Linked DNA regions of Homo sapiens: all the other regions are linked to region 4. Evidence: chromatin contacts called from ENCODE Hi-C or POLR2A ChIA-PET data. All regions are on one chromosome and are shown on one strand. The core of a region is the stretch at or near the end of the contact, and the rest is flanking DNA. Distances in the headings are between cores, read along the strand shown. Region 1 holds the start of TAF8 (TATA-box binding protein associated factor 8). Region 2 holds the start of GTPBP2 (GTP binding protein 2). Region 3 holds the start of TOMM6 (translocase of outer mitochondrial membrane 6). Region 4 holds the start of BICRAL (BICRA like chromatin remodeling complex associated protein). Region 5 holds the start of TJAP1 (tight junction associated protein 1). Region 6 holds the start of USP49 (ubiquitin specific peptidase 49). Region 7 holds the start of CCND3 (cyclin D3).

The links. A loop is a pair of places that touch in the nucleus more often than their neighbours do. ChIA-PET counts read pairs that join two places held with the same protein, here RNA polymerase II (POLR2A). Pooled maps may share reads with other maps.
Region 1: a loop to region 4 is called in a pooled map, with 9 times the contacts of the local background. The contact joins the promoter of TAF8 here to the promoter of BICRAL in region 4. A Hi-C loop is called at or near these places in 1 of 37 single-sample maps with no recorded cell type and 9 of 50 pooled maps. POLR2A ChIA-PET finds 5 or more read pairs at or near these places in 7 of 52 experiments (A673, AG04450, CD4-positive, alpha-beta memory T cell and 4 more).
Region 2: a pooled map shows a loop between it and region 4 (10-fold over the local background). The contact joins the promoter of GTPBP2 here to the promoter of BICRAL in region 4. A Hi-C loop is called at or near these places in 1 of 37 single-sample maps with no recorded cell type and 8 of 50 pooled maps. POLR2A ChIA-PET finds 5 or more read pairs at or near these places in 2 of 52 experiments (PC-3 and activated B cell).
Region 3: a loop to region 4 is called in a pooled map, with 12 times the contacts of the local background. The contact joins the promoter of TOMM6 here to the promoter of BICRAL in region 4. A Hi-C loop is called at or near these places in 13 of 50 pooled maps. POLR2A ChIA-PET finds 5 or more read pairs at or near these places in 3 of 52 experiments (CD4-positive, alpha-beta T cell, WTC11 and endothelial cell of umbilical vein).
Region 5: a loop to region 4 is called in a pooled map, with 4 times the contacts of the local background. The contact joins the promoter of TJAP1 here to the promoter of BICRAL in region 4. A Hi-C loop is called at or near these places in 4 of 50 pooled maps. POLR2A ChIA-PET finds 5 or more read pairs at or near these places in 2 of 52 experiments (B cell and activated T-cell).
Region 6: a loop to region 4 is called in a pooled map, with 4 times the contacts of the local background. The contact joins the promoter of USP49 here to the promoter of BICRAL in region 4. A Hi-C loop is called at or near these places in 1 of 37 single-sample maps with no recorded cell type and 3 of 50 pooled maps. POLR2A ChIA-PET finds 5 or more read pairs at or near these places in 1 of 52 experiments (WTC11).
Region 7: a pooled map shows a loop between it and region 4 (4-fold over the local background). The contact joins the promoter of CCND3 here to the promoter of BICRAL in region 4. A Hi-C loop is called at or near these places in 8 of 50 pooled maps. POLR2A ChIA-PET finds 5 or more read pairs at or near these places in 3 of 52 experiments (WTC11 and activated T-cell).

Annotation. Positions count from the first base shown.
Region 1 is chr6:42,047,961-42,052,177 of GRCh38, reverse strand. It overlaps TAF8 (TATA-box binding protein associated factor 8), which reads right to left and starts at 1,654. Exons shown (of 9, transcript NM_138572.3): 1 at 1,592-1,654; 2 at 665-821. The coding sequence starts at 1,636. It also overlaps a transcript of CCND3 not described here. RefSeq lists enhancers at 928-1,479, 1,149-1,698, 1,480-2,031, 3,788-3,837 and a silencer at 3,168-3,417.
Region 2 is chr6:43,626,776-43,630,838 of GRCh38, reverse strand. GTPBP2 (GTP binding protein 2) reads left to right here and starts at 1,575. Exons shown (of 12, transcript NM_019096.5): 1 at 1,575-1,862; 2 at 3,891-3,917. The coding sequence starts at 1,677. It also overlaps a transcript of MAD2L1BP not described here. RefSeq lists enhancers at 546-765, 1,386-1,565 and silencers at 1,626-1,765, 1,786-1,865.
Region 3 is chr6:41,785,953-41,789,793 of GRCh38, reverse strand. It overlaps TOMM6 (translocase of outer mitochondrial membrane 6), which reads right to left and starts at 2,100. Exons shown (of 3, transcript NM_001382294.1): 1 at 1,969-2,100; 2 at 458-562; 3 at 1-226. The coding sequence starts at 2,096. The coding sequence ends at 466. PRICKLE4 (prickle planar cell polarity protein 4) reads right to left here. Exons shown (of 8, transcript NM_013397.6): 7 at 3,462-3,666; 8 at 2,342-3,032. The coding sequence ends at 2,665. RefSeq lists enhancers at 1,653-2,342, 1,413-2,412 and a silencer at 3,033-3,552.
Region 4 is chr6:42,779,135-42,783,357 of GRCh38, reverse strand. It overlaps BICRAL (BICRA like chromatin remodeling complex associated protein), which reads right to left and starts at 1,306. Exons shown (of 13, transcript NM_001393499.1): 1 at 1,257-1,306. RefSeq lists a silencer at 32-371 and an enhancer at 1-497.
Region 5 is chr6:43,475,624-43,479,782 of GRCh38, reverse strand. It overlaps TJAP1 (tight junction associated protein 1), which reads right to left and starts at 2,213. Exons shown (of 11, transcript NM_001350562.2): 1 at 2,155-2,213; 2 at 1,551-1,696. RefSeq lists an enhancer at 1,070-1,863.
Region 6 is chr6:41,893,429-41,897,258 of GRCh38, reverse strand. It overlaps USP49 (ubiquitin specific peptidase 49), which reads left to right and starts at 1,884. Exons shown (of 8, transcript NM_001286554.2): 1 at 1,884-1,935. RefSeq lists enhancers at 1,487-1,676, 2,611-3,125 and silencers at 1,726-2,018, 1,807-2,046.
Region 7 is chr6:41,940,343-41,944,072 of GRCh38, reverse strand. It overlaps CCND3 (cyclin D3), which reads left to right and starts at 2,265. Exons shown (of 5, transcript NM_001760.5): 1 at 2,265-2,621; 2 at 3,488-3,703. The coding sequence starts at 2,424. RefSeq lists a silencer at 2,117-2,566 and enhancers at 2,083-3,034, 3,077-3,206.

The sequences.
Region 1 (4,217 bases), core at 405-2,904, 730 kb after region 4:
CCCCAGCACTGAATGTTTTATATATACATCTCACTTACACTCACAAATCCATGAGGTAGAAACTGTTATCCCATTTCAGAAATGAGGAAATTGAGGTTCAGGAGATTCAGTGGCTTGCCCAAGCTATTAAGTGACAGAGTGATGATGTACACCAAGTCTATCTGATTCTAAAGCCTGTAAGTCACTTCATTATGCTCTTTTCTGTTTTTGTTGTTGTTGTTGGAGATGGAGCCTCACAGGCTGGAGTGCAGTGGTGCGATCTCAGTTCACTGTAACCTCTGCCTCCCAGATTCAAGCGATTCTCCTGCCTCAGTCTCCCGAGTGGCTGGGATTATAGACACCTGCCACCACGCCCAGCTAATTTTTTTGTGTGTTTTTTAGTAGAGACGGGGTTTCGCCACGTTGGCCAGGCTGGTCTTGAACTCCTGACTTCAGGTGATCCACCCGCCTCAGCCTCCTAAAGTACTGGGATTACAGGCGTGAGCCACCACGCTCGGCCCATTGTGCTGTTTTCTTTTCTCAACTTTTTACATTAAAAAAAATTTTTTTTCTCCCCTCTTAAGAAAAAAGTTTGTTTCTTAAATCCTCTCAAACACTATCACAAAGCAGGGCACAGAACTGATGTTGGGGTTGACTCCAAGGCCAAGTGTTTCCATGTACTCACAGCTCTGCAGCATCTCTGTCAGCGTTTCCACGGATGCTTTCTCGGCACTCTCAAACCCTGCCTCTGTCAGCAAGGAGCTCACAACCACCTGCAGGGTTCTCCTCCGGGCCAGATGATAGTTATCGGCAGGGTTAGTGGACTGTTTACTTCCCGATCTCTGTGAATCAGCAGAGAGATTTTCATCCACAGGAGAAGGATGCAATCACATAGTTCATACGTGGTCAACGGCAAGCAAAGTTATTTTACTAAATAATTTTATTTTAAAAATCAGTGCTTAATGTTTAGATTTACAGATCTTGGCCAACTGAGTAAAAATTGAGCACCCAAGGTGCTTTAAATACAGAGACCACTTCTCCGCTTACCTAAAACGTACAGTCCCAATGAGATAAAATAGCAGGTCTTTTACTTTCTACTTTAGCAGATTATTAGAATACATAGCTGAAGAAACACGCATGATGGGATTAAGACGTGTCCCGCAGAAAAAACAGGATCCCTCTCTTGTGCCTCCCATCTTCACACCATTTCATTGAAAGGGAAAATGAAAACAGTAACAAGAGGTGACCGCGAGGAGAGGAGGGCAAAAGATAAAAGCACAAAAAAGTAAGAAAGCTAAATATTTTGAAACGGGAATGCCTTTCAACTTTGGCCGGCCAATAAGAAGGCGAAAACGGCATCTTCAGACCAATCGGGGGTGTTCCGGGCTCCCAACCCCCAACAGCGAACGAGCCAATCAAGACACAGGTCCGCCAACTCCGGAGGCCGCAGCCAAGTCCCAAGGAGGGGGCGCCTACGGCCTGAAAACACCCTCCGCCAGTCGGAGCTCATGATGGGGCTGAATTTCTGGGCATTATCTTGTTGCTCAGTCGAGGGGAAAGTTGCAGGATACCCAAACTCTCTCGGCTCCGAGCCCGCGCTTCCTGCCCTTACCGTTCCGGAGCCACCGGCCCCAGCTGTGGCCGCCGCGTCGGCCATCTTGTTCTGGCGTAGTGTGCGCGAGCGCGGGGCGCGATGGGACTTGTAGTCGCGGGGCGGGGCGGGGCGGGGCGGCGTGCGCCCCTTGGTTTTCCGAAGCCCAGTCGGTTGGGGGACGCCTCCGGTGACCCCGGCTCACGTGACTTTTTTTTTTTTTTTTTGGATACAGAGTCTTGCTCCGTTTCACAGGCTAGAGTGCAATGGCGCGATCTCGGTTCACTGCAACCTCCACCTCCCAGGCTCAAGCGATCCTCCCGCCTCAGCCTCCGGAGTAGCTGGGATTACAGGCGGGCACCACCACGCCCCGCTAGTTTTTGTATTTTTAGTAGAGACCGAGTTTCGCCATGTTGGCCAGGCTGGTCTCGAACACCTAAGCTCAAGCAGTCCGCGGCCTCGGCCTCACAAGGTGCTGGGATTACAGGCGTGAGCTACCGCGCCAGCCTCACGTGACCTTTTGAGAGTGAAGTGTTCTGGGGCCTTCAGTGGCTTGGTTGTGGGCCAGGAAAACGCGCCCGGTTTCACTGAGTTAAAAGAAACCTATTTTAATATGAAAATCGGTTCTTATAAAGAGCATACCAGGAGATCATCTACACTCGCAGGGTTTTCCAAACTTGTCTTATTATTAGTAACACCTGGCTGGGCCCAGCCCAATCCCAGTGACTTCACTCTCTGGAAGAGGGGCTTGGGAATCTTTCTCATTAAGGAGCTCCCCAGATGATTCTTCTGAGCGAGTAATGTTGGGAAACCCTGGAGCATCCAGCCTGGTGATTTTGTGCTGAGGGCCGCCCCGCCTGTCAATGGCCCACTTGGAAGTAGAGCCTGGACCACCTAGTCCAAGTCTATCGCTGCATCCTGCTGCCTTCGCGCCCTCGACCCGCAAGTATTTGCGAGGCAAGTCTAGGGGGCGGGAGACTTGTCCCTTGCCGCCTCACTCCCAGGGCGTGGGGTGCCCGCGGCTACCAGTGGTTTTCTCCCTAGCCTGTCAGCCCCTCTAGCTGCGCCGTGTTCGTCCCCATTTGCAGGTGCCTGGCAGGACGCAGATTCTGGGCTTGGATCCTAACACTAGCCAGCTATGGTACTTCGGGCACTTGACCTTAATCCTCAGTGTGTCTCAGTTTCCTCTTCTGTAAAGCTGGGGGAAAGATGAGATGATACACAGAAAGAGTCTGTCACAGTGCCTGACGTGTAGTAAGAGTCAAGAAATCGGCCGGGCGCGGTGGCTCTCGCCTGTAATCCCAGCACTTTGAGAGGCCGAGGCGGGTGGATCACCTCAGGTCAGGAGTTCGAGACCAGCCTGACCAACATGGTGAAACCCCGTGTCTACTAAAAATACACAAAATTAGCCGGGCGTGGCGGCGTGCGCCTGTAGTCCTAGCTACTCGGGAGGCTGAGGCAGGAGAATAGCTTGAATCCGGGAGGCGGAGGTTGCAGTGAGCCGAGATCGCGCCACTGCACTCCAGCCTGGGCGACAGAGGGAGACTCCATCTCAAAAAAAAGAAAAAGAAAAAGAAGTCGCTCCTCATGATGTTGTTTACTTCCTGGATAGCACGTGGAGGAGTTGCCAACGCCGGGAGGCAGCGGTCCGGGAACCCGTGCTGCCCCGGCCCCGCCGCCCACACCTGAGCCTCCGTGGCGCCCCGCCCCCGCACCTATGCCGCGTGGGGCGGGGGCTGCGGGCGGGGGTGCGCGGCGCCGGATGAGCCTCCTGGCCTCGCCGAGGGTGTACAGGGGGTGGGAGAGTCAGGCCGGGGACCGAAACTTGGCTGAGCAGAGCACCAGCCCCTTTGTCTCCTCCGCCCCCTCTTCCCCACTTCCTGCCCAGCTCTGGATCGGCGGCGCGGCGCGGACTTTGTAAACACTTCGCCACTGCAGGGGTGGAGACTGGCTCTGTTCGGATGCCGGCCGGGGGGGAGAGGTGCAATCCTCTCCTCGCGGCTGGTGGTTGCGACCACCCCCACTCCCCAAAGGCAGGCTCCGGAGGCGGCGGGACAGAGCGCCTGCGACCCCAGTCGGTGCTCCGGGGAGGTCACCTGACGAGGAGGTAGGCTTGGGTGCTGGAGAAACCGGGGTAGATGGGATGTCAGCTCAGGCTGGAGACCATGCGTTGGGGATCGGTGCTGGGTGGGTCAATGGGGTCGCCGCATCCTCATCACTTCCTAGTTGGCACCGAAAGCTTGGCTCACTTTCCCACTGAGTGAGGTGTTCTGCACGGAATTGAAGGGCAGAGAAACCCCCAAAGGCCCTGAGCCCTCTGTATGTACACACATCGGCACAACCCCCTCCAGCTGATCTGGAAGCCCCGTGGCTTTACCGGGCTGTTGGTCTTCTCATGCCTCAAAGATGGGGTGGAAGGCCAGTAGGAGGGCAGACCAGTGTGGATGGGGAGTCTGTGAGTGCTCTGGCAAGTGCACCGGGATGAAACTGGAGGGAGGGACCCCTCAGTGGTGTCTGATTGATACATAGATGATGATCTTAGCTTCTTCTGTGTCTCTTGAAGTGCCAACAAGAGGAATAACTGAATAAATTGGTTGCTGTTACTAAGGGAGCATTAAGTTATTCATTTGCATTGATTGAACACCTA
Region 2 (4,063 bases), core at 326-2,825, 850 kb before region 4:
CTCCCGAGTTCAAGCGATTCTCCTGCCTCAGTCTCCCGAGCAGCTGGGACCACAGATGTGCACCATCATGCTGGGCTAATTTTTTTTTTTTTTTTTTAGTTGGAGTCTCGCTCTGTTGCCCAGGCTGGAGTGCAATGGCGTGATCTCGGGTCACTGCAACCTCCGCCTCCCGGGTTCAAGCGATTCTCCTGCCTCAGCCTCGCGAGCAGCCGGGATTACAGGCATGCGCCACCACGCCCAGCTAATTTTTGTATTTTTAGTAGAGACGGGGTTTCGCTGTGTTGGCCAGGCTGGTCTCGAACACCTGACTTCAGGTGATCCGCACACTCCTTGGCCTCCCAAAGTGCTGTGATTTACAGGCGTGAGGCACCGCACCCGGCTGAGTTGTTTAATTTCTTGACCGTGTATGAGCACCTCGCAGTTCGAGAAGAGGGGAGAAGTGGACACACTGTGAGTGGTCTGAGTCATGAGACAGCCATGCGGCTGTGAATTGAGCCCTAGCGTCCTGACTCGCAGCTCAGCAACATAACTGCTTTTCCACCCTGCCTTTCTGTGTTCTGTGCACTGGCTTATGTCGCTGAATGTATGTACTCTGTAGAGTGCAACAGCACTAAAGAGCTGGAGATTGCTTCACAAGAGAGTCAAAAGCCAAAAATCCCCTGTGGCCCTAGGCCAAGTTTCTATTCCCGGCCACTGCCCCGCCCTCGTGGTGGTTGGTGTAACCCGAGCCCTAGCCCCGCCCGAAGTAGGGGCCAGGCCCCTCCTACAGTCTTGGCCGTTTAAAACCAAACTCAGTTCTTCCCGATTGGTTCTGCTTCAAAACAAAGGGGAGGAGGAATACTCGCTTTGGGTATGCTTGCAGCCTTCGGGGAGGAAGCTGGTTTACGGGTTCGGGTCTCGTGTCGGGGCCACCGCGGTGCCTCCGGTTATTAAAACCAGCCCCTGGACGGTGCCAGCCTGGTAATAAAGCAGTGACTACTATGTAAAGGTAGCATAATCATCCCAACAATAACAGCCGTAATTTGGCTAATCACCATCCGCCTCCGCCCTGGCGTTCGCCCTGACTCACCCCAGCGGCACGCGGGCCATAGGGGAAGAAACTGAGGCAGAGGCGGAGCCAGCAGGCTGGCGGCACCAGTAGCCTCAGTTCTGCAGCTCTCGAGGTCCAAAACCTGTTGTCTAGGATCCGCGCTAAAGGGCCAAATCCCGGAGCGCCCACAAAGCTCGATTCTGATGTAAGCTCTTCTACGCTGGTGTCCTCGCGTCCCCACCCCAGGCCTCGAGGCTCTAAATTCCCCCCAAGTCCTAGAAAAAGAACATAGCGCGAGGACTGGAAGTCAGACTACAGCTCCCTTAAGCCTTTGCGCGCCAAGGCGCGCTCCTTCCCCACGCCTCCGACGACTCCCGCGGCCACTTGCGCCGCGATGCCTCCTGGGAGTTGTAGGGCGGCGACGTGTCATTTAAGTGAATTCCCAGGCCTGGGGACTCTATATCCCGTGGTGCCCCGCGGCTGTTTCTGACGCGACCCGGAGGCCAGGGAGGTGGGGGGCGTAGCTTGTGCAGAGCCCCACCCCACTCTGCTCAGGCCGGCCGGACACGGCAGTGGCAGTAAGGGCGGCGGCGACGGCGGCGGCGGTCGGGGGAGGGGCCGGGCGGGGGGCTGGCGGCAGCGGCGGATGGACTCGCGGGTATCGGAGCTGTTCGGCGGCTGCTGCCGGCCCGGAGGGGGCCCGGCCGTGGGCGGAACCCTCAAGGCTAGGGGGGCCGGCAGCAGCAGCGGCTGCGGGGGGCCAAAGGGAAAGAAGAAGAACGGAAGGAACAGAGGGGGCAAAGCCAACAACCCCCCGTATTTGCCCCCCGAGGTGAGCACCTGAGAAGTGGTAGGGCGGGAAGAAGCCACTCTTTCCGGCCCAGGACTCTAGGGAGGCGGGACCCAGATAATTAATCTCCCCTTCCGGTGTCGAGACCCCAGGGAGGAGGGGCACGGGAGGAGAACACCTCTTTCAGGTCCCGGGACCCCAGGGAGGAAGGGCAGAGACTGGACTCTCAGGTGACAGGACCTCAGGGAGGAAGAGTGGAGAGGGAGGACTCCCCCTTCTGATCTAGATTACCCCAGGAGAGAAGTAGAGAAAGGGGATCCCAGGAAGAGCACCCCGACCAACTGCGTGTGCCGCCATAGGGCAAGAGAGACTGCATCCTGGGACGAGAGGCAGACAGTAACCACCACTTCTTCTAAACTTGTTCCACAGGGAGAAGGGGAGTACCCGGGAAAAGAGCAATATGTTCCACACGGACACACACACAGTACTCGGGAAAAGAGCAGTATGTTCACTACACACACACACACACACACACACACACACACACAGCCTAAGCCAGTGGTTATCAAACTTTGGCATGTATCGAATCACCCGGATTGCTGGCCCCCAACGCCTGGCCAATTTTATTTTTTTATTATTTATTTATTTATTTTTTTTGAGACGGAGTCTCTGTTACCCAGGCTGGAGTGCTGTAGGGCTATCTCAGCTCACTGCAACCTCGGCCTCCCGGGTTCTCAAGCGATTCTTCTGCTGCAGCCTCCCGAGTAGCTGGCATTACAGGTGCCCGCCACCACGCCCAGATAATTTTTGTATTTTTAGTAGAGATGGGGTTTCACCATGTTGGCCAGGCTGGTCTCAAACTCCTGACCTCAGGTGATCCACCCGCCTCGGCCTCCCAAAGTGCTGGGATTGCAGGCGTGAGCCTCCGTGCCCAGCCTAGAATTTCTGATTCTTTCTTACTAGTGAGGATGGGCCTGAGAATTTGCATTTCTTATAAGTTCCCGTGTGATACTAATGCTGCTGGTCCCAGGACCTCACTTTGGGAACCATTGGTCTGGGCCCTAGACTGTCATTCTTGTACCACATTTTTTGAAGCCACCCATCCCCAGAAAAATGATTAAAAGGTTTTTATTGATGGGGAAAAAAAATAATCTCCTTAACACACCATGAAGTGGAGATTATGAGTGAAGACCTGTTAGGGCCTGGGAGCCAGACAGCCTTGAAGGGATGGAATGATAGGAAGGGAAGAGGAAAACTAAAATATCCAGAGAGGCGGGTAGAAAAATGCAGACTGGCCAAACAGGCAAATCCCATATCCCTTTGTACCTGGGAGGGGAAGCCTCAGGTAACAGGGTGCTTCTGTGCTGTGCTACCCACTGGAGCTAGAAGAGACTGTGGGGTGGATTCAGGATTTCACCTCCACTGAGGTTAGGGGGCAAGAGGTAAAGGCCATAGCGAGTCTGTCCGCTTCATTACATTTTCTGAGTTTTTCTGTTCCTCTCAGCCCCAGCTTTGGAGCTCTTCTCCTCTCTCACCTAGATCTTCTCGGTCATCAGGCTTGTAGTGACCATTGCTGAGCTCACCCTTTGGCTCTGATCCAGAACCTCTTGCAGCCTCTTACTCTAGATGACATCAGCTGAAAGGGGCAGGCAGGGAGGAAATGGTGTTTCCTAGACCAGTGACAAAGAAAGGTTTTAACAGCCTGGGCACAGAGGAGACATAGACTTCTGGGAAAAGCAGGTTTGAGGCCCTGGAGGTGGGGAGGAAGGGATGATCTTGCATCTAGGAAGAACGTGCTGCCAGTGATCAAAGAATGGATTGATTCAGTGTTCTGTTCCTGGCTTAAATGGGTGACTCCTTGTGTCCTTATAGGCCTTCCCTTCATAGAGGCTATGCTGGGGGTGAATAGAGGATCTTGTCTGCCACTGACCTTTGACAGGCACTTGCCTAACCAAGTGCCAGTGGGGCTTCCTGCTTTCTCAAGTTAGCTACCTGGACCCAGTGGGAATTGAGGGGAAGTAGGGATTGGGTCTGTACAGTGTATGGTAACTGCTCACTGTTTCTTTTCAGGCTGAAGATGGAAACATTGAATATAAAGTGAGTCCTAGGCTGGGGAAAAGCAGGGGCTGGGGTAGGTTGTCCTTGCCAGTGTGGGATAATTTCTTTTTTCTTTCTTTCTTTTTTTTTTTTGAGATGAAGTTTTGCTCTTGTTGCCTAGGCTGGAGTGCAGTGGCGCAATCTCA
Region 3 (3,841 bases), core at 851-3,350, 990 kb after region 4:
TACAGAACTTTACAGAATAGAGGCAATACTTTAGCTTAAGCCTGTCTGCTGACCAGAGAATGGAATTCTGCGTGGACTCAAGGAACAAAAGGAAACTAGGCAGGGAAGGGGAAGAAAAGTGCCCATCTGAATCAAACTTCAGCTGCCATCAGGGCACATCTTGTGGTGGTCACAGATTGTAGGCTGTTTTTTGGAAGATTCGGGTTCAGCACAGGATTCCATTTGTCTGCAATCAGATGATAAGACGACAGGTGGCATTAGAACTGTAAAAGTATGGGAGGGAAACTGGTAAGAGATACTTAAATCCCTTTCAACATCTGAAAACACATTTAACTAGGAATAGTTAAGGGTTTTACATCACATTCTTTTGTACATTTCATGAATACTTGACAGAAAACATTGCTTCACCCAGTCTCTAGGTCTCCTAAGACACGCATGGGTGTAGTTCAGTGCTTACCTACTTGGCTACACCCCTGGCTGAGGTGCCATGAGGTCAATGTCACTCAAGTTCCTGGCCAGCCAAACTCCCGCAGCAAAGAGTCCCAAATTTAGTATCAAGTTCCTGGAAAAACAATGTGTTTTATTAACCCTGTGGTCACTGAGTCAGTTGTACAGTTAACGAAATGTACTGGGGGGAAAGGCTTCCATCACCACCTTCCCGAGGCGTTGATACGTGGTTGTGACGGCAGGTTGCTCAAGACCCACGTGGGAATTTGGAGTTCATTTTTGTGCCTAGTAAGTGTAAGGTCAGGCTGGGCGCGGTGGTTCACGCCTGTAATCCCAGCACTTTGGAAGGCCAAGGCAGGCGGATCACGAAGTCAGGAGCTCGAGACCAGCCTGGCCAACATGGTGAAACCCCGTCTCTACTAAAAATACAAAAATTAGCTGGGCGTGGTGGTGCGCGCCTGTAATCCCAGCTACTGGGGAGGCTGAGGCAGGAAAATCGCTTGAACCCGGGAGGCGGAGGCTGCAGTGAGCTGAGGTCCGCCACTACACTCCAGCCTGGGCGACAGAGCGAGGCTGTCTCAAAAAGAAATAAATGTGGCCGGGCGCGGTGGCTCACGCCTGTAATCCCAGCACTTTGGGAGGCAGAGTCGGGTGGATCGAGAAGTCAGGAGTTTGAGACCAGCCTGCCCAAGATGGTGAAACCCCGTCTCTACTAAAAATACAAAAATTAGCTGGGCGTGGTGGCGCGCGCTTGTAATCCCAGCTACTGGGGAGGCTGAGGCAGGAGAATCGCTTGAACCCGGGAGGCAGAAGGGGCAGTGAGCCGAGATTGCGCCTCTGCACTCCAGCCTGGGCGACAGAGTGAGACTCCGTCTCAAAAAAAAAAAAAAAAAAAAAAAAAAAGGCCGGGCGTGGTGGCTCACGCCTGTAATCCCAGCACTTTGGGAGGCCGAGGCGGGCGGATCACGAGGTCAGGAGATCGAGACCATCCTGGATAACACGGTGAAACCCCGTCTCTACTAAAAATACAAAAAATTAGCAGGGCGTGGTGGCGGGCGGCCGTAGTCCCAGCTACTCGGGAGGCTGAGGCAGGAGAATGGCGTGAACCCGGGAGGCGGAGCTTGCAGTGAGCCGAGATCGCGCCACTGCACTCCAGCCTGGGCAACAGAGTGAGACTCCGTCTCAAAAAAAAAAAAAAAACAAAAAAGAAATGTAAGATCAAACGCAAAGCCCAGCTAAAGCACTAGTCCAGGGCCGAAAAAGCCTGTTTACGTGCTAGCACTTCTTCCCTTGATCAGGGTGACATTACAGATACAGCCACATGACAGAAAGATCGCTTTTGCCACACGGGAACTCTCCTGGCCAGGGATCTCAGTGAGGCACAGCCAGAGCTACGAAGACGCCACAATGCTGGTAATGTTAAAAAACAAAAACAAAAAACCCTGAGGCGCCAGCCTCGCAAGAAAGGGGAAATACGGATTTAAGGGCCAGAAAAGGACCAAGTTCCTCGGGCTCGGTTACCTCCGGAAGTCATTCCTATCAGTGGCAAAGCGGTAGACGCCCCGAAGCCAATCTCCCACGTTGTCCGGTATTTCGGGAGTTTCATTAGCCGAGCCAGCAGCGCTCACCGGGACAGTGCTGGAAGCCATAGTGGAAAGCTTCGCATGGGCCTCGGTGGAGGAACCGTATCGGCGTCGCCGGTGAATGACGCACCTCCGGTCTGGCACTTCCGGCTGCTACCGGCCGGCAGTGGGGGCGCTGTTCGCTTAGTCCGACATCCGGAAGAGGGACGGCCCTCTGCTGCGCCTCCACGAACTCTAGGAGGGGAGGAGCGCGGCCCGGTTCTACGGTCCCCTGCTCCCGGTCCCACCTCCGGCTCTCCAGCCGGTAACTGTCACGCGTGCTGTGATCATTTAATTGGCTTGGGAGGAGGATGGTGGGGACGGGGCTGTCCCAGCCTGTGGAGGTGGGGGTAGGGGCTATCTCAGCAGGGGAAGCGTAGCTTTGGGGAATGGGTTTTGCCAAGAAAGTCTCCGCCAAAAGTCTTAGAACGCGCAGTACTGAAGGGGGCGCACTCCAAACTTGTCACCTCGCCGCCTCTTGCGGGCGTGCGCCTGACTGCGTCTCAGTCTAGGATTGTTAGGGGGAGGCTAGCCTTGTTCTCCCGCTTTACAGACCCCTTTCCTCCCACTCACATCCCCTCTCTGAGCTGCGCCACTAGCACATGGTGCAGTGCGTCTTAGAGGCGTTGCTGTCCTCTGCTTGGAGGCTTCCGGGGGTCTTCCAGGACTGGGGAAGGCGCTCGCCTAAGAAAAATCCTTCAGGTTCCGAGTCAGAGGAGGAGGAGCAGGTGGAGAAAGGGGTGTCCTTGGGATCACGAATAGTCTCCAGGCGGCATTGCTCCTGCCCTTTGGGTGCCTCCGCTTTGTCCCCAGGTCGGTTCTCCTGCTGGGGACTGGATCCAGGCAGCCCCCTCTGAGTTTGCAGGCTGGAACCGCCGGCAGCAGCGAGGAGTGTTCGGGAGAGGGTTGCAGAGTTCACCGAGGTTTGGTCCCTTCCTTCAGTTCGGTCGAGTCCAGTCTCCCCTGTTCCGGGCCGGGTCGGAAACGCTGGTCTCAGAGCCGCGGAGCTGGACCTACACCGCAGCTAGTGGGGGTGAGGCCCAGCCTCCCGCCCCGCCCAGCCCCTGGGCCGTGCGCGCCGCCGCCGCCGCCGAGAGTCCTCGCCAGGGTCCCCCGCCTCCACCAGAGGGCGTCCGCCTCCCGCGCCTGGGAGGGAGTCTGGCGCCGCAACCCCGACCGCGGCGCGGGGTGGGTTCGGGCGGCCCTTGGAACGCTCCGGCCAGGGATGCGCGGTGAGAGCTGCGGGCCCCGAGGCTTGGGTCTGGGGGGTGCGGTGGGGGCGCTCCTGGAGGGACGGGACGGCGTGGGACCGGGGCGAGGGTCCCAGCCCGGGAGAACCCCCACAGCCCAGCCCAAGCTCCCTCCCGCTTTGCTCTGCATCCTCTCCCTTACCAAGGAATGCCTGCCCTTCCAGTGCCCCGGCCCAGCTCGAGCCTGCATCCGAGTAGCGGTTCTCGAAGCAGCTGGGGCAGCAGGGGCTTCCCCCAGGCAGGGCATAACGTCCCCCGCCCAGAGGCCCGGCGCAGTCCTGGCAACAGAAGTGGTTCTCATGCCAGCGCTGTCCCTCCGCCTCGGTGCAGCGCCAGGAGAAGATCAGCTGGGAGAGGGAGAGGGAGAGGGGAACGTTTCATTCATTCATTCCCTCATTCATTCATCCAGTAACCACGCCTTTTACCCAGTTAACGCTAAAGCACGTCTGCACACATTCCCATTTAATTCACTCAGCCACTTTTGGACGCAGGGAGGACTGATTGGCTTAGCCAGGATCCCAG
Region 4 (4,223 bases), core at 57-2,556:
ATGCGCCGTCCCAGCCGCACATCTCTTCTGGCCGGCGCGGCGAACAGCGCGGGCCTCGCAGGAGACGCCCGGCTGGGCCGCCGGTCCTCCGCGCGGCTGGGGGCTCGGCCGGACGCGGCCGCGGATCCTCGGCGGTGCTTCGAAAAGGCAGCGAGGCGGCTGGGAAGGGGCAGTCCCGCGGCAGGTGCGCGCCGCCGCCGCGGGCTCGGAGCGGGAGCGGGAACGGGGCCGGGGCGACTCGCCTGCCCCGAGCTCTCCCCGCCGCACCCCGGACCTGCTCTCCTCGCCGCGGCCGCCCGCAGATGCGGCGGGAATGGGGAAGCCAGGATGAAAAATAAACCCCGTCTCCGCCGCCTCCCTCCCCACCCTCTCCCCTCCCCCTCCCCAGACGCGGGGTCCATTTTGCCGAGAAGAAAGAAAATGTGATTCACACCCTAGAGCTTCCGAGAGAGAAAAGAAACGAGGGGGGGAAAACAGAGGGGAGGAGATTGGAAAAGCTTATTTTTCTTCCTCGCCCGCCGTCACTCCAGGCCCTCCCTGCCCCCTGCTCGCGGCCCCGCCGCGCCGTCTTCCCCTCGCCGAGCCCTGCTCCCTCCTTCCCGGCTCCCGGCGGCTCCGGGGGGCGGAAAACACACTCACACTCGCGCACACAACTAATTTTAAACCGGCTCAATCAATGAGTCATTAAAAGGCTTCCCTCCCCTCCCCTCCCCACCACCAACCGCCACGCCACCCCCTTCCCGGGCTCTCCCTCTCCCCGCTCCAGAAATTTGCATCCGCGGAAAAGAAAAAAAAGGAAAAAGAAAGGCGCCGGGCCCCCACCCCGCCGAGGCGCCCCCGGCCCGGCCTCGCCGCCCCCTGCCCGCCTGCGCCCCCGCCCGAGACACTGAACTTGGTCTTCCCGGGGCCCCGGCAGCGCTGGGAAAGGCATAAACACTCGATTCCCCTTTTCTCCGTGTCCATTAAACATCCACCCACCACCACCATCACCCACCCACAAACCCACCCCCCCCCAAAAAAAAAAAAAAAACACAGCCTTAGCCAATAGCTCTCTGGGCTGAAACCTAATATCCTGGTTTTGGCAACTCGGTGTTTAATTTGCTCCTTTCTTTTCAGTCTGGAGACAGATCTCCAGCCCCCCCTCCCTCGCTTTTCCCCTCCCCGAAGGAAAGAGGCAGAGGAAGGAGGTTGTGTGTTTTTTTTTTCTCCTTGAAATTTTTATCACAAAATTATAATACACTCAAAGGGAAACTCACCGTCATGAAAAAGCAGTGCCTTGTCAACGGGGTTTCTGCGCCATCGCAACAGGGGCGGCGGCGGCGGCGGCGGCGGGCGCGGGGCCGGGGGCCGGAGCGCGGGAGCTCCCGGCCGAGCGGCGCCGGCCACACGCGCTCCGCTCTCTCTCTCGCTCACCCCCGCGCCGGGCCGGGGCGCCGCTCCCCGCGCCCGCCCGGCCTTCATGCTCTGCGCCCGGGCAAACCGCTCGCCTGCTCGTCTACCTCCAAACTTCGGTTCTCGCCTGGCAAAAAATGTGGAGATTAGGATTTTTTTAATTTAAAAAATTTTTTTTTTTTTTTTTGGAAAATCAAGCTGCAAGGATGTTCATTCGTTTCCTTTGGGATTCTTTTCAACTTCAGAAATGTATTGGTTTATTCAAGAAACAGTTTTATTTGGCTTTAAAACAATTACTAAGATCCACGAGGTGCGTGCTAATTCTCTTGCAGGCTCTCTCTCCACACACACACACACACACACACACACCCACCCACCCACCCAGTTTAACTTGACACGGGAAGGGGGGAGATTAAAGACAAAAAAAAAAAACCCTACAAGATTTGTTTAGAACTCTAATTAGAGCAAGCCTCAGTGAATACGTTTTGCATATGCTTTTTAAAAACCAAAACGACTTTTAACTTAGTTATTAGGCAAATAACTGGTTCATCCTAACTTTCAAATGTACTAAGCTTTCCTTTGCAACACTCTTTGTCCATTCCAAAATTCTTGAAACCTTACCTGTGAAGCCCGTATGTGAACATTAAAAAGGAAAACAAAACTTCAGTGACTAAAAGGAAGGTGAGGCAGAGTAAATCACTCTCAAAACATTCATTTTCTACTGCCTTCTCTTTATGTAGATATCTTTTATCTCTATATTTGCGGAATTTTCATTACATAACCCCCTCATTCTTAAAAGAGAGCTAGTCAATCTTTTAACATTCTTTGGTCCAAGTATAACTACCACCTATTTTTAATCTCAAATCTCAAATTGTTGAAACTTCTCTGTAAACTATCTAGTATCCAAAGTATTTAGATTATGTGGCCCAGGCCGGGCGCGGTGGCTCACGCCTGTAATTCCAACACTTTGGGAGGCCGAGGCGAGTGGATCACCTGAGGTCAGCAGTTCGAGACCAGTCTGGACAACATGGTGAAACCCTGTCTCTACTAAAAATACAAAAATTAGCTGGGCGTGGTGGTGGGCTCCTGTAATCCCAGCTACTCGGGAGGCTGAGGCAGGAGAATCGCTTGAACCCGGGAGACAAAGGTTGCAGTGAGCGGAGATCGCGCATTGCACTCTAGCCTGGGCGACACAGCAAGACTCAAACAAAAACAAAACAAAACAACAACAACAACAACATTACGTGGCCTGGAGTGGGAGCAGGTGCCTTTGTAGTCTAGGTTAACTACAAATGCCCACAAAATATACTAGGGGTTTTGTTGTCTTTTATTTTAAATAAACATCAAGGATAGGTAAAAGGTGAATTGTACAGAATGTAATTCAGGTTTTAAAAAATACATATTAAGCCTAAGAAATGTTATAAATTATTTTAAAATTCATTTGTAATGCATATAGCAATAGGATCCTGCTGATAAACAGAATGCTCAGCTGCTCTGCCTATGGAGTAGCTATTCTCAAATGGCTCAAGCCCATCTCTCCCAGATATTTGGTGAGTTCTCAATAAAACTCTCTCTAGATTAAAATTATTTAAGTGAAATTATTGTATGGCTTCTATATCCCCTTAAGCATTAAAAAAAAATGTAATGGTAGTACACCTTTCTTGCATATATAAGGATACTGTAACTGGACTATGTTGCATAAATTAAATCTGTTGGGGCCGGCATACAATGTTGTCATATTCAACACAGAAGATCTTTTTAGTCAGGGTACAGTGGTTCAAGCCTGTAATCCTAGCCCTTTGGGAGGCTGAGGGAGGAGGATCATTTGAGGTTAGAAGTTTGAGACCAGCCTGGGCAACATGGTGCGAGATCCCATCTCTAAAAAAAAAATTAAAAATTAGCCAGGTATGTGTGGCACATGCCTGTAGTTCCAGCTACTGGGGAGGCTGAGGCAGGACGACTGCTTGAGCCCATAAGTTGGAGGTTGCAGTGAGCTATGGGCAGGCTGACAGAGTGAGACCCTGTCTCTAAAAAATAATAAAAAAGATCTGGCTGGGTGCCGTGGCTCACGCTTGCAATCCCTTTGGGAGGCCAAGATGGGAGGATAGCTTGAGGCCAGGAGTTCAAGAGCAGCTTGGTCAACATGGTGAAACCCCGTCTCTACCAAAAATACAAAAATTAGCCGGGCATGGTGGCATGCACCTGTAGTCCCAGCTACTACAGAGAGGCTGAGGCACGAGAATCGCTTGAGATTGAGCAACAGAGCAAGACTCTGTCTCAAAAAACAAACAAAGAAAAACACTATATCTTGTTCTGGTACTGCCATTCTATCATTCATAATGTATGCTTTATATTTAAATGTGCCTTAAAAATACATTCAGTGATTTAGTATTACACAGTATCATTGAGGTGTTTTCTCAGATATTTTGCTTCAAATGCAGCCAAGGGCTCCTTGGAACAGTAATCTTTGCATAAATTAGCATATTTTTCTACACCTGATGGTTGGACCAACCAGTTTTCTAATTGGCTTGGAAAATTTTTTAAACATGTTTTAAGTTGCCTTTGGATTGGCTGGGATGTAATTATAATACCCATTTCTAAGAATTACATTTCAAGAGTCCATATATTATGCATTGCAATTAGGACCAACCAAGCAAGTTTTACAGCTGTTGCTCCACAGCTCCAATGATATGTGTGTGTGTGTGTGTGTGTGTGTGTGTGTGTGTGTGTGTGTGTGTGTGTTTTTCTTGAGACAGGATCTCCCTCTGTGACTCAGGCTGGAGTGCAGAGGCATGATCATATCTCACTATAGCCTGGAACTCCTGGGCCCC
Region 5 (4,159 bases), core at 964-3,463, 700 kb before region 4:
GGCCAGGATGGTCTCGATCTCTTGACCTCGTGATCCGCCTGCCTCGGCCTCCCAAAATGCTAGAATTACAGGAGTGAGCCACTGCACCCTGCCAGTGCTTTTTTTGTTGTTTCTTGGAGACTGCATCTCCTACGCTGCCCAGGCTGGAGTACAATGGGTATTCACAGGTGCCATCATAGTGCATTGCAGCCTCAAACTCCTGGCCTCAAGTGCTCCTCCCATCTCAGTATCCCAAGTAGCTGGGACTACAGGTATGTGCCACTAGGCCGGGCTCAGAGTCAGTGCTATTAACTGTTATGTGTGTTCACCACACTACCCTTGGGTGATTACAATTACAATTTGAAAGGGGGCACGAATTGTCCTCAGAAAAAGGAGGTTCTCAACCTTCAGAAACAGAGTCACAGCTACATATCATCAGTTCTTCAAATACCTAAAGGTACTGAAGCTGACCTAGTAACAGTGACTTGGGTTGTTCTGTTTGGAGTAAGCCTTTGATTGGGGGGACAGGTACAGAGCAGACAGTAAATGAAGAGTTCTAGATCAAACCATCCTAGTCCACCATGAAGCGATGCTGATCCTGAAGCAGGCTTCAATAAGAAGGCTACTCCCAACTCTGGCTAGGGCAAAACACTCACCAAAGGAAGTGAAGGCCACATTCACTGTGTTCTCTGGCTCCAGTCCCTTTCCTTTCTCTCCAACACCAAATCCACTACCTCTCAGGCCATGCTTAGTTTGGCTACTGAGACTGATATTTTTCAAAAGTGGTTTGATGGGAAGATTACAAAGGAGAGAAAAAAACTACCAGAAAAGAAAAGAGCAAGTTCCATGATCCTTTCTTTGCATCACCACACTTGTCCAACTGTAAAGTAGCTCTCAAATATTAGGGGTCTCAAGGATAGGCAGTGCGGTGCTAAACATTCCCAGAGCTTTACATCAGTCCACTTGATCTCTTACCAGAAACTGATCTACATTTTTTCTCTCTAATCCCAACCTGCCTTTCCCTCACCTCTGATACCCCCACCAAAATCCACATCCCCAGAGGAACACTAATGAGCCCTTCTTACCAAAAAAGCAAAAGTAGACACACAGCGAGAATGAATTCAGGAGTCAGTGACAGCAGGTACCTAAATGGTCAGTGAACACGATCAGAATTTGTTTTCTCGTGACTCCCCACCATCTGTCACCCACAAATCTCCACTTCCAGGCAGGACGCCAAAGTGAAGAAGTGATGGGGATATTGAAGCAGAAACAATGAGCATGTAGGAAACTGCTTGTGACAGGGATGTGTTAACATCCTTCGGCCTGGTCTCTAGGCCTCTGTCCAGGTTTACTTGCATAGGTGAAGGCACACAAGGCTTAATTCTACACCAACTCTCAAAAGTCAGCCTGCAATCTACGCCAAACACTAACTTAAGGACCTCAGACAAAGGACAAACTCTATAAAAGTGAGCCCTTTTCAGACCAAATGTTTCTTGGCATCACTCTAAGCCCATGCATCCTCCTCCCAGGGAGCATGCCAGCCAGAAACCTGTCACTGGAAGCCACCTTACCCGCTCTGGGGTTGGACTGGGGCAAGTCGCTATCTCTTCTTCTTTCCAAGTAGGCACTGTAATTTCTTCCAGTCCCTGGGGCACCTGAATCTTCAGCTGAAATTGGGGCAGATGCTGCTAACAGCTGTGGAAAGGCTGATCTAAGCCTAGAAGAGGGTCATTTGACTGGCTTTAGTTCCCTCCTTAGCAGATCTGCCCGGCATCCTCCAGATCTCTCTTCCTCACTATCCCACTCTACTAGAAAGATCCCTTTCCCCTCTGGCCGGCCAGATACAGTCGGGCCTCTATCCCACGCTCCAGGCTTCTTTATTCGCGGCTAAGAAATTTTCCTCCAACTTGTGACTCTGCTTCTCCAGGGCCTGCACAACACCTACTTCTGGCTGCCCCGCCCCCAAATCCCCCTCCCCTAGGGCTGCCACTGGACCCTAGGGCCCCGGTCCGCCCCAGCTCCTTTTTTTCCTCTCCGCCTCGGACCTTACTCCATTCCATCTCCTCTTTTCAACCCTGGAGCCAGTACCCCCTTCGCCCCTACTACAGGCTAGGGCCCCCGCAATCCTCCCCAACTCTGGCTTCCCCGCCCGACTACTCCAACCCCACAACAAACTTTCCGCCGCTGCCAGCTGCGTTCAGGCCGCCATCTTGCCGCGGGGCAGGCCGGGTAGTGGCCAGGGCCGCGGGAATCCCCACGCACTTGGCGTGTCGCGTCATCTGAGGCGGGGCCATGGGGGCGGGGCCTCGGGTTGGGGAGGTGGGACACTAGGTAGGTGATGGTGAAAAATGGGGCTCTCCTGAAAGCAGGGATTGGAGGACTGGCCACAGAAGGAAGGAGGTGTCAGGAGCAGGGCAATAGCGGGAAGCGGGGAAAGAATCCAGTACTGAAAGAAAAAAAAAAAAAAAAAGAATAGGGGAACACATCTCAAAGATACAGTGGGAGAGAGAATCGTGCTACTGGTTCCCCGTCATCCAGAGAATAAAACCAGCTTTTCAGTTTGGCATTCAAAGATCCGCATGATCCAGGCTCTTCCACCTTCATCAGCCTCATTTTTTGCCTCTCCTGGGAACTTCAGGTTCCCAAATTGTCCTTTGTTTTCAGGACATCGGGCCTTAAGATGTCTAATCTCTCTCCTCCTCCTTTGCATCATCAATTCCTCCTATTCCTTCAAACCATCAGCTAAAATGTCACCTCCCCCAGAAAGATTTCCCTTTAGTGCTCCTTTTGCTGGGCATCACTAGCAACTTGTACATAGCTTTACTGTAGCTGTCCCGTGCAGTGTAATTATTTATTTACATGTTATACCACTTTTGCCCTGCTGCTTCTTCAGGGCAAAAACTATGTTTGATTGCATCTTCATACTCCCTAGCAGGTGCTTGGCACACAATAATTGCCTAATGAATAAATGGCATGTTTTCCTCCAATGCATTAAGCATATTTCTGCCTCAGGGTCTCTAAATTTGCTATTCCCCATACCTGGAATGTTCTTCCTCCAAATATTGACTCTCATTTGTGTCTTTGCTCAAGTGTCATCACTTTAGAGAAGCCTTCCTTGGCCACTCAATCTAAATCAGCATCCCTATTCTCCTTTACCCTGCTTTAATGTTTTCATTCATAGTACTTATCATTATCTGACATTATATTAAATATTTATTGTTTATTGATCATCTCCCCACTACAAAGCAAACTCCAGAGGTCTGGGATGTTTTCTTGCTCATCACAGTATCCCCAGTGTCTAAAACAATGCCTGGCATAGTAGGTATTCAATAGATTTTTTTTATTCTGTTTGTTTAATTAATTAATTAATTTTTGAGACAGGGTCTCACTCTGTTGCCCAGGCTGGAGTGTAGTGGTGCGATCTCGGCTCACTGCAACCTCCGCCTCCCGGGTTCAAGTGATTCTCCCACCTCAGTTTCCTGTGTAGCTGGGATTACAGGCGCATGCCAGCTAATTTTTTGTATTTTTAGTAGAGATGGGAGTTCCACCATTCCACCATGTTGGCCAGGCTGGTCTCGAACTCCTGACCTCAAGTGATCCACCTGCCTCAGCCTCCCAAAGTGCTGAGATTACAGGTGTGAGCCACTGCACCGGCCAGTAAATATTTATTGAATGAATAAATGGTATGGAGGTTGGTGATTGACAGATTTTGGAATATACTGGTGGAGAAGAGGGGTTGAAAATACTATAAAATAAGAAAATGCATAGATGGAAGTTACATGACCTCAAGGCCCCACTTAGCACTAACAGGAATGGTAGCAAAGACAAGCCCCAGACTCAGCAAAGGAGAGAGTGAGATGAGGATCAGGTGGAATTCTGCAGCTGGGTCCTCAGGGAGCACAGCCATCCTAGGAAAGCCCCAGGGCACCGAGCAGGCCAGGTAGAGGAAATGAGGAAGGCTGGAGGCCAGGAGTCTCCTCAGACCTAAAGACATCATCCACCCCGAGCCCAGGCCTCTCTTGGCCAGATGGTTCCGGAGAAGCATCTGTCCCTCCATAAATTATCCAGGGCCCCCTCCAGCCTATCCTCTCTGGTGACAGCCGGAACAATTGTCCAGGAATTCCATCTGCTCCCCTGTCCCTCTCCCCTCCGCAGCTCATCAACATTTCAGAGCAGCAAG
Region 6 (3,830 bases), core at 635-3,134, 890 kb after region 4:
TCGTTTTGATCTCAGGCACCCCACTATCCCCCCAGCCCAAAGGGTCTCAGAGATCCCTAGGCCTTTCCAGGCGACACTTTTTTTTTTTTTTTTTTTTTTTTGAGATGGAGTCTCACTCCGTTGCCAGGCTGGAGTGCTGTGGCACGATCTCAGCTCACTGCAACCTCCAACTCCCTGGTTCAAGCAATTCTCCTGCCTCAGCCTCCTGAGTAGCTGGGATTACAGGCACACGCCACCACGTCCGGATAATTTTTGTATTTTTAGTAGAGACGGAGTTTCACCATGTTGGCCAGGCTGGTCTTGATCTCCTGACCTCATGATCCACCTGCCTTGGCCTCCCAAAGTGCTGGGATTACAGGCGTGAGCCACCGTGCCCGGCCTCCAGGCCACATTTTTGAGAACACTGATCTAATACATGCTCACATCACTGAGAAACTTTTCCTCCTGTATTGCTATTCTGGGAGCATCCCTTCCATTGGAAGTTTTAAGTGGCTCCCAAATTCTTCACTCAGCAAAAGCACCTTGTTATGGAACTAACATTGAATAAGTAACAATCTTTCTTCTCCAAGAATTTTCTTGGGGATTGTTGAGTAAGGGAATAAGACATATAATTAGAGTTATAATGTTAAGAATTCCTTAAAAAGAATTATGTTAACTGTGATGGACGACAAAGGGAGAGCTAAATTCTGAATCTAACTCTGAGGCCTTGAACCTCATGATAAATCCCGACCAAACCAAATTGAAACACTCCACTTCCTCTCCTTCTATCAAACCTCTTTTAAAAGTGCAAGTTGTTAATAAATTGCCTACACAGCGCTTGGTCCAGGCATTGTAGTTTCCCCCTTCCTATTGTGTGTGGTGTTCTTTTTTTTTTTTTTGTGCTTACCTAGTTCTCCTGTTTACAGGTGTGTAACTTGAGCCACTACTATAGCTAATGTCTGTTTCTTTTACTTGTCCTTATATTTAAATGTAAGTCTTTATCTGCCTTAGCTATGTGTTGGGTGTTGAAATTGTTGATCTTATTTTGGGAGACTCCCATCCCCTCCCCCCACTACCACCCCGCAAGTAGTTTCAAGACAGTGCACCTAGGAGACTGCTTAACCTAAGCCTTTTGTAGCTTAGGTGCTGTTCTGTTTCCCAATGGACCACTACCAAGTCAGTCTGGTTTATTTCCCAAGCCTTACAATCTGCTGAACTTCTTCAGTTCCGGCAGCGATCCTCTAACTTGTGGGGGATTTCCATAAAACAGCTGAATCTCTCTTGGGTCATCTGTGGCAAAAGCCAGACACGTGCTCACCCGCCTGGGAGCCAATAGTAACTTTTGCAAACGCTGCCTCCGGAAACCCCACGGTTTGAGGGCTGCTGCTTTAGGAACAACACAGAAATAACGTCTTTTAACAGAATAAAACAAAACATACGGACGGGATAGTGAGAAAGCCTTTGTCCTTCGCAGTGGGGAGAGGTGTTAAAGGTGAACCGAAAAGAGTATGGGAAACTCATGTAAAATACCTTTACAGTTCCCCGGGAAGAAGGGGGCGGAGATGGGCTCGGGAGCGTCTCTGGCCCTTTAAGGAGGAGGGACAGACATAAGAGTCTGTACCTTTAAGAGTCTCTTTGTCTGGAAACCTTCTTATTTACCCTCCTGTGCTTCAACCAAACTTCGACCAGCTATTCACAACGTCCCCCTACGCCGCCGCCCCTTACGCCAGGCTCAAAGCGGCCGCGCGTTTGTGGCTGACCCTAAACTTTGCGCCTGCGGCGCGAACCCTCGGAACGGGTGCCGGTGCCGGGGTCGCGGCCCAGCGCTGCGCCGTTGGCGCAATGCAGGGCCTGAGGGGCGGGGCTCCAGCGGGCGGGCCAATAGACGGGCAGGGGGCGGGGCCGTGTTCGGTTGTCTCGCGCCCTGGTGACAGCTCGCGCGTGCTGATGATGGCGGTAAATAGAGGGGGCCGGGGGAGGGGACGGAGGAGGTGGGGAGGCAGCAAAGTGGGTAGCTCCAGGGGGTAGGGGGAACGGGGGCCGGGGAGGCCGCGACGGCCAGGGAGCCCATTCTAAGACTCGGAGGCGGGGATAGGAGTCTCCGGCTCACTAGCCCTCCCCTTTAAAGAAGCAAAATCCTCACACACCGGGTGAGGGGCGACAAAGGCAGCGCGCGCCTCGCGGGCGGGAGGAGCGGCGGCAGGGGGCGGGACCGCGGCGCCGGCGGGCTGGGGGCGCCCGGGGCGGGGGCGGCGGGAGGCGAGAGCCGGGAGTCGGGGCGCGCGGGCGCCTTATTTTGGCGGGGTGGGCGACGGCTGGGTTGGGGCAAAAGCGTTGAAGGGAGAGGGAAAGGAAGGCTTGGAGGCGATGAGGGGAACCGGGTTGAGAATGAGATGAGGAGGATTAAGGGGAGAAAGGGTTAGAAGCCAGGGAGAGGAGGAGTGAGAAAAAGCCAGCCAAGGAGATAGGAAGGAGGCAAAAGCCAGGGTGGGCGTTAAGGAAGCCGGGCAGGGAATGAGGTTAGGGCTGGGGAAAGGGATCCTGGGGTTAGGTGTAAGAGCAGGGGTTTGAAGGGGAAATCTTCGTAGCGGGTGGTGTTGGGGTGAGGGGTACCGGGGTAAGTGTTGGAAGTGGAAGACAAGGAGGGGCAGAGCTGGGGTAATAGTTGGGAGTAGGAAAGAGAGAGTGATTAAGAGCCAGACGTGACGAGGGTGTGAACTAGTGCGGAGCGAGATGAGCTGAAGGACTGGGACCAACGGTGTGGTGGGAACTGCTGGCGAGGTTCTGAGAAAGGAATGGGTTAGTGGGTGGGCGATGGATGTAAATTCTGTAAAGTGAGGGAGGGCAAATGAGACCTGGACTGGAACCAGGTGGAGTCAGGAATAAGAGTGTGGTGGAAGGGCGAAAGGAAACAGATAAGAGATGGGTGTCTGTAGGACGATTCTGGGACCAGAAGAGCTGAAAGGAGACTAGAGTTAGGGTGTAAGAAGTGATGGCCATCTGGGACAAGGATAACTGGGTAATTACGTTAATTGAAGAGGTTCAGCAAGATCCAAGGTGAAAACAGTGAGGTAAAGAGACAGGGCTAAAAGCAAATGGTGAGAGGAGCAGGAAGAGATGGGCCCCAGAATTTAAAGGATGAGATGGGGAGTAAGGGAAGAGAGGGGGCTAAGAGAAGCTGGGGGAGTCCTGATGGATGTAGAACTGGGGTAGACTGCAGGGGGGTGGGAATCGAATGTGCGTGTTATGGGGAGTTGCTCCAGAAGGTCTGCAAGGGTCAGGGCAGAAATGCTGTAGTGAAAGATCAAGTGTAAGAGAGCCTTTGGTGCAGAAGACGAGGAACCATGGTGAGTGAAAGGGGACCTAGAGACAGGGGTAAAGACTAAAAAGTAAGGGCAGAGGTGGGGGGTGCAGGAAAGGAATTCTTTGTTGAGGAGAGAACTGTGTGTTGAAACTGTGAATCCTTTTGTCCCTAAAAGTAGGAAATTCCAGAAACCTCTTTCTCTCAAGAAATCTTGAATCTGCTTCCACCCTTCATTGCTTTTGATTTGACTTTCCTGTCCACTTTGAAGAAATGAGACTCATTTTGATTTGATTTTTTTCTTGTATGGATGATAAAGTATAAACTCTGGGTGTTGAAAACCTCTGCATTTCACTAGTGTTGTGATAATTCGGGGAAAGGGTGTGCTTATTTAGGGTGTACTCGTGTGATGTGATAGTTTTAGTGTTGTAGGAGTGTTGCACCTGACAAGTGCTGGGCTGTGTTTTATGGACAGCATTTTCATTTTCAATGGAGAACGCACTGTTGTTGGGATAGAGAAAGATGAGAATCTGTTTCTTTTGATTAATCA
Region 7 (3,730 bases), core at 1,016-3,515, 840 kb after region 4:
GGGACATTTTTATACATAGTGCCATGTTACTATAAATGAGAAGTTTTAAAAATACTGATTTTAAAAATTAATTTATGTCAAGAATTTTTATAACCAAAGTTAAAAAACCAAACAAAAAATATGAAAAGGGTTAATATCTTTGAGAGGTGATGAGAACTTATAAGTCAATAAGAGAAAACAAACATCCCTATAAATGAATAAGCTAAGGACATGAATGGGTAATGTACATAAGAAATGTAAATGTCTAGTAATATGCCAAAATAGATTTATTATTACTAATAAGCCACTTTCACTCTCTAGTTGGCAGAGTTGTTTTGAAAAATAGATATGTAATGATGGTGGAAAAGATTGGTTTAACTATTCAGCAGGAAAATTTGGCAATTAGAAGTGTATCAAAAGCCTTAGAATGTTTCATAACCTTAGATTGGGAAATTCCACTTCTAGAAATTAATTCACTTCTAGAAATAATCATGAGTGTGCACAAAGATATTACCACAAAAATATTTTACAGTATTATGTCTAATAGAGAAGAACTAGAAATAATTTAAATTTCCACCAATACAGGTTTGCCAAAATACATTTTGTACATTCACCTAATGGTATATTATGTCCCTATTACAAATTATGTCCTAGAATATTTAATAGCATGGAAAAGTGTTAACAGTATTTTTTTAATGAAAAAAGCTTACAAAACAGTTTGTGATGATTCCATTTAAAATGTGTGTTTATTCATAGAACAAAGATTAGAAAAATAAACATTGATATATTAAAGGGTTATTTCATGGCAAATTGCAAATGATTATTTCCTTTTTTTGTGGCTTATTTGTATTTTTGAAGTTTTCTACAATGTAAAAGAATATTTTATGATATGAAAACTACAATACAATTTATAATATAAGAAAGAATAATTCGGCCGGGAACGGTGGCTCACGCCTGTAATCCCAGCACTTTTGGAGGCCGAGACCGGCGGATCACGAGGTCAGGGGTTCAAGACTAGCCTGGCCAACATAGTGAAACCCCATCTCTACGAAAAATACAAAAATTAGTCAGGCATGGTGGTGCGTGCCTGTAGTCCCAGCTACTCGGGAATTGCTTGAACCCGGGAGGTGGAGGTTGCAGTGAGCCCAGATCGCACCACTGCACTCCAGCTTGAGCAACAGAGTGAGACTTCGTCTCAAAAAAAAAAAAAAAAAAAAAAAAGAATAATTAACAGAAAATGGTTAGACACTTCCTTAGTGTCTCCTAAGTCAGGAGGACCCCAGTAGGGCAGGGATCCTCATGGCCTCCTCCCATTTGGAGCATTATTGGAGGTCTTTTTCGGCCTCTTCGTCAAGTGGAATCTAGCTTCCGGTAAAACTACAAAGTAACCAAAAGTTTGGGAGGTGGAAGAAATGCAACCGGTAGATCTCACAGAGTCTGTGCAAGAAACTGATTCAATGAGAATCTAGTTTCTCCGTCCACAGTTTCTCCAAACAGAAACTAAGGCCGACTTTAGGGGCTTGTCCAAACCTAGGCAAGCAACTTAACAAGGTGAGGCCATGACTCCATGGCCTTTCCGTTCTGTTATATGCTGACTTAGACTAAAGCTCTCATACTTTAAAGTGCACAGAAATCTAGTTAAAATGCAGATTCTGATTCAGGTTAGGGGTGGGCCTGAGAGTCTGCATTTCTAACCAGCTCCCAGGCGATGACCACGCACGGGACAGGTCTGGGATCACAGTTTAACTAGCAATGGTGTAGAACACAGAATCTGCAGCAAGAAGGCCAGCTTCCCAATCCTAGCTCTGCCACGGACCAACTGAATGACAGTTGCCTCGGTTTCCGAGTTTTCGTGAAGATGTAGTGAGTCATTACATCGTGAGGCTTTCGAGCAGCGTTCACTAAGAACTAGCTCTGACATTATTTATCGCATTCCTTAGAGCAAGCAGCCGGTGAAGTAGGGTTTGACGAATGAATAAGTGAATGAATGACCTTTGGAGAAAAATTGTTTCCTGGGTGACTAGAGTCCGAGAAGCAAAATGGGAGGGCCCGTGGGTGGGTAGGAGGCCCACCTCCTAGAAAGTTCTCTGCACCCGGTGGTCCAGAGGGCCTGGAGTGCCCGGAAGCCGGCCGGCTTGCGCTCAGCGGCCCAATGGGGCCGCGGGAGGGAGGGGAGAGCGCTCAGCCAACCCTTTCCGTCCGGGGCGCCGCAGCCCCGCCCCTCGGAGCGTTGCGACGTCCGAGCATTCCACGGTTGCTACATCGTCGCGAGGGGCGGGGCGCCTGTCAGGGAAGCGGCGCGCGCGCGCGGGCGGCGGGCGGGCTGGGGATCCGCCGCGCAGTGCCAGCGCCAGCGCCAGACCCGCGCCCCGCGCTCTCCGGCCCGTCGCCTGCCTTGGGACTCGCGAGCCCGCACTCCCGCCCTGCCTGTTCGCTGCCCGAGTATGGAGCTGCTGTGTTGCGAAGGCACCCGGCACGCGCCCCGGGCCGGGCCGGACCCGCGGCTGCTGGGGGACCAGCGTGTCCTGCAGAGCCTGCTCCGCCTGGAGGAGCGCTACGTACCCCGCGCCTCCTACTTCCAGTGCGTGCAGCGGGAGATCAAGCCGCACATGCGGAAGATGCTGGCTTACTGGATGCTGGAGGTACCGCCCGGACGCGTCCCCCTCCCCCACCGCTCCCGGGTCTGGACACACCGGGGCCGCCCTGTCGGGACATCCCGGTCCCCACAGCAATCTGCAGGATGCTCCGAGGCTAAGACTCCCGGGGCCTGGCCTTTCACTAGGGCACCCACGCCAGCTGCCTCCCTTGCTTTCCCGAGCCCTAATCGGCTCCTCCCGACAGTGACTGCCAGTCACTTGGCACCCTAACTGTGCCTCTCTTCGGGCCGAGCAAACGGGACCAAGGACACTCTCTCCCCTTCGGCTTCTCACAGCGTCTCCCGCTTCCCTCCGCCTCCCGGCCTTCTCCGGAGAGCGCGCCTGGAAAACCCTGGGCTCGGCCGCCCCCGCCCGGGAGCCGGTTCCTGTGTCTTTCGCGGGGTTCTGGCGGGGAAGGCGATGGGGGTGGCGCGCGCCCTGTTCCGGCCGACAGGGAAATGAAAAGTGCAGGAGGCAGCGGCAGGAGCCTCCTCCCTTCCCCTCGGGTGTGTGCAGTGGTGGCGGTGATGGGGGTGAGGTCCCAGCTCTCTGGCTACCATGGGTGACCCTTGCGTCCCACTTCCCCTCGCTGTGGGGGAGGGGAGTCTCCGTTTGGAATCCTCCGTGAGCAAGGGCTCCTTGGCTTTACCACTCCCCCGTCAAGGGGAGAGGGGAGGAGGCCGCGCAGAGGAAGTGGGGGGCGTCACCTTGGGGAGGGCGCATCCTCCTCCTTTATTGGTCCTTGTCTCTCTAAGTAGCTTACCCTCTCTGCCGTTTTTGCTCCCTATCCCACCTCACTTCAGCGCTCCCACCCCCCCGCTGCTGTGTTCCCCACGCTCCAGACCCAGCAGTGACTGTGCGCCCTCCCCCAGGTATGTGAGGAGCAGCGCTGTGAGGAGGAAGTCTTCCCCCTGGCCATGAACTACCTGGATCGCTACCTGTCTTGCGTCCCCACCCGAAAGGCGCAGTTGCAGCTCCTGGGTGCGGTCTGCATGCTGCTGGCCTCCAAGCTGCGCGAGACCACGCCCCTGACCATCGAAAAACTGTGCATCTACACCGACCACGCTGTCTCTCCCCGCCAGTTGCGGGTGCGTGTGTAACTCCCCCCACCCCCG